Linked DNA regions of Homo sapiens: all the other regions are linked to region 1. The links are chromatin contacts, found by Hi-C or POLR2A ChIA-PET in ENCODE. All regions are on one chromosome and are shown on one strand. The core of a region is the stretch at or near the end of the contact, and the rest is flanking DNA. Distances in the headings are between cores, read along the strand shown.

The links. Hi-C counts contacts between places; a loop is a spot of excess contacts on that map. ChIA-PET counts read pairs that join two places held with the same protein, here RNA polymerase II (POLR2A). Pooled maps may share reads with other maps.
Region 2: a loop to region 1 is called in a map of G401, with 4 times the contacts of the local background. The contact joins two enhancer-like sites. A Hi-C loop is called at or near these places in 11 of 168 maps with a recorded cell type or tissue (B cell, CD14-positive monocyte, G401 and 7 more), 4 of 37 single-sample maps with no recorded cell type and 13 of 50 pooled maps. POLR2A ChIA-PET finds 5 or more read pairs at or near these places in 4 of 52 experiments (BJ, MCF 10A, T-cell and 1 more).
Region 3: a map of MCF 10A shows a loop between it and region 1 (2.9-fold over the local background). The contact joins two enhancer-like sites. A Hi-C loop is called at or near these places in 5 of 168 maps with a recorded cell type or tissue (GM12878, MCF 10A, ascending aorta and 2 more), 31 of 37 single-sample maps with no recorded cell type and 19 of 50 pooled maps. POLR2A ChIA-PET finds 5 or more read pairs at or near these places in 4 of 52 experiments (GM12878, H1, HepG2 and 1 more).

The regions. Positions count from the first base shown.
Region 1 is chr12:93,126,159-93,129,216 of GRCh38, reverse strand. The region is part of intron 3 of LOC643339 (a long non-coding RNA gene); the gene reads left to right. Among named protein-coding and RNA genes, the nearest start is that of LINC02412, 47 kb to the left of the region's middle. Within about 2 kb of position 1,321, at least 19 of the 41 ENCODE cell types and tissues checked have a DNase peak (open chromatin) inside an H3K27ac peak, as active enhancers do; they include gastrocnemius medialis, where a contact is called at or near this core.
Region 2 is chr12:93,196,791-93,199,606 of GRCh38, reverse strand. All of the region lies in intron 3 of LOC643339 (a long non-coding RNA gene), which reads left to right. Among named protein-coding and RNA genes, the nearest start is that of LINC02412, 24 kb to the right of the region's middle. Within about 2 kb of position 1,311, at least 4 of the 41 ENCODE cell types and tissues checked have a DNase peak (open chromatin) inside an H3K27ac peak, as active enhancers do.
Region 3 is chr12:93,242,801-93,245,715 of GRCh38, reverse strand. All of the region lies in intron 2 of LOC643339 (a long non-coding RNA gene), which reads left to right. Among named protein-coding and RNA genes, the nearest start is that of LINC02412, 70 kb to the right of the region's middle. RefSeq lists an enhancer at 1,755-2,014. Within about 2 kb of position 1,460, at least 16 of the 41 ENCODE cell types and tissues checked have a DNase peak (open chromatin) inside an H3K27ac peak, as active enhancers do; they include gastrocnemius medialis, where a contact is called at or near this core.

The sequences.
Region 1 (3,058 bases), core at 72-2,571:
TCACCAATAATAAATGGAGAGGTGAAAGGGGCAACTTGTCTACCTGGTGAAATTGTAGATTCTGCTCAGACAATGTATTCCTCCCCTGTTCCTTCCTGCTTCACATTTTTCAATTAATGCCTTGTTCATTCCATGGAAGACATTGTTTCTTCATGCCACCATTTTTGAAATAATTAATTAGCATTAATTAATTAATGTTTTAGAGATGGGGGGGTCTCTCTGTTACCCAGGCTGGTCTCGAACTCCTGGGCTCAAGTGATCCTCCTGCTTCAGCCTCCCAAGTAGCTGGGATTACAGGCACCACCTGCAGCGCCCAGCTCACATCATCACTTTTTAATCTGCAGAAACTCAGATTCCACAGAGAGAAATCTGTGACTACCAAGAACAATTCTTTTATAAAAATAAAATTTGTTGGATTTCTATGATAAAAACTGTAAAGAAATAGTCCCATCCCTAAGGTTGAAGAAAGGACAAGAGTCATAGGAAGTGAATGCAGGGAGGGATAATTTTGGGAAATGGTGGGGCCGAGAGTGACACTGGAGAGGAGGCCTGTGTTAGGACTGGTCCAGCGCACCACAGGGGGCCACCAGGTGTTGAGAAAGCCCTGCCTGGTGCCCAGCACTTGGCACAGCACCTGGCATAGAGCAGGTGCTCGAAAGCTTTGTTGAATGGATGGAAGTCTGGATGGAAACAGAAGCCAGGCACGGAGGCGGGCGCCAGCACAGTGACTGGAGGTGAGAAGGCATCAAACACTTGACCTACTGTGTAACTTTGCTCAGGTAAGCCCAAGAGGCAAGCACAGTGCCAAATCTCCCATCAGCAGACAAAGGAGCTGTGAGTAAACCATTCACTGTGCTGCTGCTCTGGCTAGAAAGTTTTGCTTTGGGGAAATCCTTTTCATGTTTGTTACCTATTGGTAGCAGCCCCCGTTCAATCCTCCGACCTACTCTTCCTTAGATGAACCGCCCTCACTCTCCTTCCCTATAGGGTGCCTCAGGGCGGGCCAAGCCCATCTGGGGAGCATCGCCAGCCTCCTGTGTACTGGTGCCAGAGAAAGATCAACCCGTGGCACTTTTCTGTATCTCACCAGCAGGTGCTGACAGCTGAGCCATTCCACGCACCTTCGGAGCAAAGAACTGCCGGAAACCAGGGCCAAGTTCAGAGCCTGAAATTTTTTTCAAAGGCTACAAGGAGAAACCTGGGGGGCCTGATCACACATTACATAAGCCGTATGTGAGCAGAGGATGCCACTGATGCTAGGAACCCAGTGCCTGTCGGAATTGCGCAAGGTTTACGCAGAAGCACTTAAGTGTTGCAACATGACCCCACATCTTTACCAAAAATGTGAAACATTCACGCAGCACACACTTTAAAAACACTAAAGCTTGTCTCCGCCAGGTGGCTAAGGCTGCTTGATGGGGCTGACAGGAGAGGAGCTTTGCAGGGGGGCCTGACTTACTGTAGCTCTTGGCCCAGGGAGCTGAACACGCAGTACTTTGTACCCCAATAGCCCTGGGCAGCCCAAGCCTCTGATAAAATGTACTTTTCTGTGTGTTTGTTTTTCCTGGCAGTCTCATTTTGGGTTATAAATGGCTCCTTATTTCCATCCCATAGATCCATTCTTGCCTCTGTTGCGTTCTCTTTCGGCTTTCCAAAATAACCGAAAGGTTGGTAAAATCAACGCTGGTGAACGGCTTGTTCTGACCTTGAGCAGAAGCCGAATTTCCACATTGCTCATGCCATCTACAGTTGCTCCCGTGTCCGAGAGGTTGGCTGGAAAGGCCTCCTGAAAGCAGGGGATATAATTATACTTACACTAAAGCACTTGTTGCCATTAAATGCCAGGAAGTGGCATGGACCTTCCCTTGCTCCTGCCCTGCAACCTTTTTGGAGGACTATTGGGCAATCATCAGAGGTTATAGAGTTGGAACAGCATTCCCCCCAGATAGGTCATTTTCCCTGCAGGACAGCTTGGAGGCAAATTTTATTAAGTATCAAGTAGCTGACCCAAAGCAGTATAAATAGCGAGAGAACATATGACAAACCCAGAAATGAATGTGTTTAAACCCCAGGCTGAAGATATATGATGTGTTTACTGTTATCAGCACCTGCATGAAGATATTTTTGCCCAGTAGCCATCCAGGAAAAGATGAAACATATAAGTGACGTTATTAAGGCTTAATCTTAGAAAAATAATTTTGACCCTACTTTTGGAAGTCAGTGGACCACAGAGTTAATTTGGGGAAGGGACCTGAGGATAGGTTGGATGTGATTGGCTGTCATAGGAAGTACAGACAGACACTTATAAAACATCCCAAGTTCAGCCAGTTAAGAGCCAGGGGGAAAAACATGGAACTGTAGTTTACATTGGGTAGGAACTGTAAGCAGTCACTATCAGGCAAAAGGGACTTCCAAGTTGGAATTTTTCGAGAGAGACATGGAGAACATTTTAATTCAGGCCTGTTTTCCTCCATTGTTCCCTACCTTTATTCTAGGACATACCACAGAGTACAAACCATGCTTTAGTGACATTGATCAGGCCACAGATGACTGAGTTATGAGAGGCCATGAGCTTTCCAACATCAGTTTCCTAAACCAGCTGCTTCTCATCAGTCTGGTCCCCACTGGCCAGAGCTATTGACATCCTGGAAGATAATCCTATATTCCTACAAAGGTAGGAGAAGGTTCTGGGGAGAAATAGTGTAAGTTTTTATTTTTAATTTTTGATTATTATGGGTACATAATACATGTATGTATTCATGGCAGGGGTACATGTGATGTTCTGATATAGGCATGTGGTGTATAATGATCACATCATGCTAATTGGGGTGTCCATCACCTCAAGCACTTATTATGTCTTTTTGTTAGGAACATTCCAGTTCTACTCTTTTAGTTTCATTTTTGTTTGTTTTTGAGAGGCAGGGTCTCGCTCTGTTGCCCAGGCTGGAGGGCAGTGGCAAGATCACTGCTCACCGCAGCCTTGACTTCCTGGGCTCAAGTGATTCTCTGGCCTCAGCCTCCCATGCAGTTCTATTAATAGAACTAAGACAAAAAGGGT
Region 2 (2,816 bases), core at 62-2,561, 70 kb before region 1:
AAATGAAGTGGAGGCTAGAAGAAAATGTGTGGAAAAGGGAGGTTGTTTGTGTGTGTTTTTGTTTGTTTGTTTGTTTTAAGATGGAGTCTCTCTCTGTCACCCAGGCTGGAGTGCAGTGGCACGATTTTGGCTCACTGCAACCTCCACCTCTAGGGTTCAAGCGATTCTCCTGCCTCAGCCTACTGAGTAGCTGGGTTTACAGGCTTGTGCTACCACACTTGGCTAATTTTTGTATTTTTAGTAGAGATGGGGTTTCACCATGTTGGCCAGGCTGGTCTCTAACTCCTGGCCTCAAGTGATCCACCTGCCTCAGCCTCCCAAAGTGCTGGGATTACAGGCATGAGCCATGGTGCCCAGCTGGAGGTTGTTTTTAAAAGATGGGCAGTATTACTCTATGTTCATGGGAATAATCCATGAGGGGGCATAATTATGACAGAGGAGTCCCGGAGAAGGCAATAAGGAATACAATTCAGGACTCAAAGGAAGGGTAGGGCGGGCATGGGTGGGCTGGGGTTTCAAGAGAGGAGAATGTTCATTTTGGAAATGGGGAGACAAATGTACTAGGCATGTGTGATAGATTCACTGGGCGGTGTTGAGACGGGGCTGTGACGGGTCCACCTGGGCTCGTGTCTGTCTCTCATCTCATCTCTCACTGAGGCTGCTTTATTCTGCTCAGCCAAGACTGGCTTTTCCTCCTGGCCTTTCTACTGCTCTAAGTTCAAGAACCTTCAAGAGCAGGAATTGCTAAATACCAGTCTCTAGGAGAGAATCTAGGAAAGATGCCCTAACAGGCGTCTACTGTTGGTGCTGTCAGCTTTGTCAGGGAAGTGGGGTCGGGAGTGGGGTGCACTTGTGAAAGAACGGGGCATGGATAAGGCAGGTGCCTCCAAGAGGTGTTTATGGGTGCGACCATAACCTTCCTCGCCTTCTGCAGGTCCTGCTCATTAGAAGGGCCAGAGGAACAGACTGGATGCATTTAGCCGAGTTCATTTTCCCCGCTTGAGGACATCCTTGCTATAGGCATAGTGATCCTAGTCAGACTGTGTTCTGATTTTTACTTTAGAACATTTCCTCTCTACAGCTGCAGGGAAACATCTTCCTTTATTAAACTCAATCATTTTAAAGAGTTTGTGTAGGAGGAATAACAAATAGAGACAGTGTGTGCGTTTTCTTCCTGTGAGTGGTATGTTGGCTCCTGGTTCTTTCTGAATGCCGGAGGACCAACACCTTTCTGTGGGGGAGGAGTTTTGTGCAGTGACTTGCTCGTTGGAGCAGATGAGTCAATGGCCATTAGGGCAGTGTGCTGGGCAGTCTGTTGGGGTTGTGCCCCTGGCAGCATGGGGGCAGAGGAGTTCAGAGCTTAGTGAGTCAGTGTTCTGGCCTTTACTAGCAAGTGTCTGGCTACTGTATCATCCGGGGTTGCCTTGTTCTTCCTATCTTTGTTAGGAACTCAGGCTTGAAGTCAGATCTGGTTCAGATTCTCTTTCTGCCATCTACTATCAGAGTGGTCACAGGACATTACTGATGCACACCTTCCTTCTGGGGTTCTTGGGAAGAGTAAATGAGTTTGGGTGTGTAGAGCATTCAGCAAGGTGCCTGGCACAAACTGGACCTGGCACACACAATAATGGTTAGCATTTGTAGAAGGATCTATTGGCATAAAATGGGGTAATCAGATGTCCAGTGTAATGTATGCTCTAGAGAGAGAAGGAAAAGCCATTTAGGGAATGAGGTAAGACTGGGACTGGGGAATAGAGGAGCATCACATGGAACATGGAATTATGGAACTTTAGTTATGGAGGGAGATTTTGGTTCACATCTTAAATTAGCTGCTTGGGTCCTTGGGGAAGTTACATTGTTAAGCCTCACTTTCCCACCTAGGAAATGGGAATAATAATGTTTACCTCATGAGGTTTTTGTAAGGAACAGATTAATAAACCACTAAGCACAAGGCCTGACATATAGTAGATAGTCATTAGAGAGCAGCTCTGATCTTTAATAATAGCAGACAGGCGTCACCACTCCCATAATGGAGGCAGTGTAGCTGAGTGGGGAAGAGTGGCCTCTGCATTCCTGAAATTGCACCAAGTTAGTAATTATCCACTTTACAACAGCAGAGGTTGACTCTGCCCAAATCTCAGTCCTGATGATTCAACAAAGGTTGCTAGATTTGACATAACAAGGGCCTCTTTCAAGTCATGAATAATCTTGGACACTAATCTTAGAAGCTCCATTTTTTCATTTTGCTTGGGACATCTCACCCTGCTATGAAGAGCCATATACTTACTAAATTCTCATCTTCAAAAATGCCTTTTTTTTTAAGCCTCTTTGAATCTGATCACTCAGGCTTGGTAAAATCCCTGTCCTTGAGTTTATTCAAAGTTCATGGGAACAGCATCTCATTGTATCATTCTTGCCAAAATTGCTTAAGCAGAATTGAATCACAAGGAAACAATCACATAAAACCAGATTAGGGCACATTCTGCCAGACAACTGCCCTAAACTCTTCAAAAAACTTGAAAGGACAGAGCAAAACCAAAAAGGCAGGGCTGGAGGTAGGTAGAATTAGATTAAAAGAGACTAAATGTACATGATAACTAAATGCAATGCATGAATCTTGAATGAATACAGATAGGCACTCCCCTAAAAAAACCCAACTGTAAAATACATTATAGAACAACTGGGGAAATGTGATTGTGGACTGTATATTAGATAATGTTATTGAATCAAAGGAAAGTTTCTTGGGTATGACAATGATATTATAACTATGTAGGAAAGTATCCTTTTTTTTAGGACAAATAAGAGTAAGTATTTAA
Region 3 (2,915 bases), core at 211-2,710, 120 kb before region 1:
GCAGCTGCAACTAGGCCTGCCCCCAACAGAGAGTCCCTCTGTGATCCTGCAGGGCCTCGCCAGCACAGGGGCGGGCACCAACTAGACTCCGATGAGTGCGAATTCACTGATAACAGTTAACAGTATTGAATGCCCCAGCTGTGCAGGTTGGGAATTACCTGTATTTTCCCACTTAATCCTTAAGATAATCCACCAGGTTTTTTTCGTTTGTTTGTTTTGTTTTTGAGACAGAGTCTTGCTCTGTTGCCCAGGCAGGAGTGCAGTGGCACGATCTCGGCTCACTGCAACCTCTGCCTCCCGGGTTCAAGTGATTCTCCTGCCTCAGCCTCCTGAGTAGATGGAACTGCAGGCATGTGCCACCACACCCAGCTAATTTTTGTATTTTTAGTAGAGATGGGTTTTCGCCATGTTGGCCAGGCTGGCCTTGAACTCCTGACCTCAAATGACCTGCCCACCTTAGCCTCCCAAAGTGCTGGGATTACAGGCGTGAGCACCACGCCCGGCCGCTACCAGGTTTTGGAGAGGTCATAAACTGAGGAGTGTTCTGCCTGATTCTAACATCTACACACTCACCCATTACATACATACATTCCATTTTGATAAATCAAGTCAGGCTTGCTAATCTTAATTTGGTGCCCTTTCCAGTAGTAATTAGTTTTACTGTGGGCCAATAAAAACCAAGATTCCATATCAAGCACAGAACAATTCAACCAACAGATCCCTAGAAACCTATCAAGAAGGAAGAAAAAGAGATTAAGGAGATTTGGGCAGATCCTTCATAGCTCTCCTTGCAACTTTAATCAACATACAGCATGTTCTCGCAGGGGGAGGTCCCCACCCTCAGCATTGAAAGTGAAATAACACACTCTGTGTTGCTGATCCTGGATTGAAACGTATGACCTACAGAAACTCAATGAGCTTGAATTAATGTTTGTTAAAGAAGAAATATGGTTTTTAAAAGTAGTATCCTTTTGATCCCTGACTGCAAAATACTCAGCTTGGCGCTAACTTAGCTTCTTCCCCTATATACCGTGTCTCTCTCTCTCTCTTTCCCCATGTTGTAGCTATTAAGCACAAATTGAGGACCATGTGATCCTTCATCCTGAGTCAAAAGCCTTTCAAGCTCCCACCCTGAGCCATCCAAGATTCCTTAACTTTCTTTCAGCCTCTATAAAAATCAATTATTGTTCTGTTTTATATACGTACACTGAACCTCTCAACAACAGCTTGATTCAGCAGAACGCTCTGGTCTTAAACTTTTCAGTGAAGCAGTGAGTGGTGAAAGCTTTAGTGTAGCTACTGAACTGATCCTGACAGCAATAAAGGAGAAAAAAAAAGTTTGCTTCCGGAATTGTTAAGAAATGTTTTGCATTGCACAATATCTGAACCAGGAGGGCAGCTCATCAGCTGAACATATTGCCACAGAAGTGCTTCCTCCTGAAGTGGGAGGGGTTGAAAGACAAGAAGGGTCACAGGTAGGAGCTGACAAAGCTGGCAGGCAAAAGCAGCAGAACATTGAACAGAAAGGCACTGAGAATCTCTGGATCTGAAAAGTGATCAGCAGGGTAAAGGATGGCCAAGGACAGAATCCAGTCTTCCTCTTGACCACAGTGCAGCTGTTCTTTTTCTGCTCCATGAATTTGCTAAGGGGGGAAAAAGCAACCCCTGGCCTGTCTACTGTCAAGGACAGTGAAATATGCTGGGTCATGACCAAGTTGTTTCTTAGCTTCCCAGAGCTTCTAACCACTAGACAGCACTATCTCTAGTCCTTGCCGGTAAAATCAAAATTCAGTGCTCTACAGAAGGCAGCATGGTGTAGAGGAGTGCCTCCCAAACTTTAGTCTGCATGGGAATCACCTGGAGTCCTGTTAAAATAGAGATGACTGGGCCCCATGCCAGACTTTCAGATTTAGTAGATCTGGAGTGGGGCCAAGAATTTGCATTTCTAACAAGTTTCCCAGTTGTTACAGATGTTGCTGGTCTGGGAACTATGCTCTGAGAGCCTGTGGTCTAGAGGAGAAACACGGACTTGGGAGTAGACAGACATGGGTTCTGGTACCAGTTCTTCCACTTCCGGTGTGCCTTTGAGAGAGCTGCTTCTTTGAGCTTTGGTTTTCTCATCTGACAGGACAGATAATGGCAGACAATGGTAGTGTGGTTAGATGCATGGACTGTGACTGTGTTCCGATCTGGCTCTGCTACTGTCTATGTGACCTTACACAAATTATTTTCACCTCTTTATCCTTCTATTTGCTCATTTATAGAGTGGGGGTAATAGCAGCATCTACCACGTAGAGTTGCCTTGAGCCTTGAGAGAGTGAGACTATGTAAAGCATTTACAACAGTGCATGGTACATGGGAAACACTAGATAAACATTTGCTATTATGATTTTTTTGCACTTGTTAGAATTACATGGAATAAAGCATGTAAAGTGTCTTATGTGACATCAGACGCATAGAAAGTGTCTAGTAAATGTCAATTTCCTCTCCTTTACCCAAAACAAGCAAGTCAGAGTGCTGACCAAAACAATGTCCTTTAAGTGGAGATCTTAGCAGAAGGGTACAGTCAAGAAAGATAACAGCATGAGGATTTTAGCTGTTAGTGGGGCAGAGTATGTCAGATGCCACCTCTTTGTAAACTGAGGGGTCCATGCCAGCAGGGCCTTCCTTTGAGCAAAGATCAGCAACTTGGACCATTTGGACAACTTCTGCCTGGTGTTCACAGATGTGGGAAAGGTTTAAGGAACTCCTGGCAGTATATTGAAAGACCAGCATTCCCTTTGGGGAGAAGGGCTGGAATTAGCTAAGCATAGCTCAGGGCACACAGGCATCCTCATTTAAAGGCTGGCAGGACTCAGGCTAATTCATTTCCTTCATTTTCCCCTGCCCACAGATCAAGGCAGCCCTAAAATTAC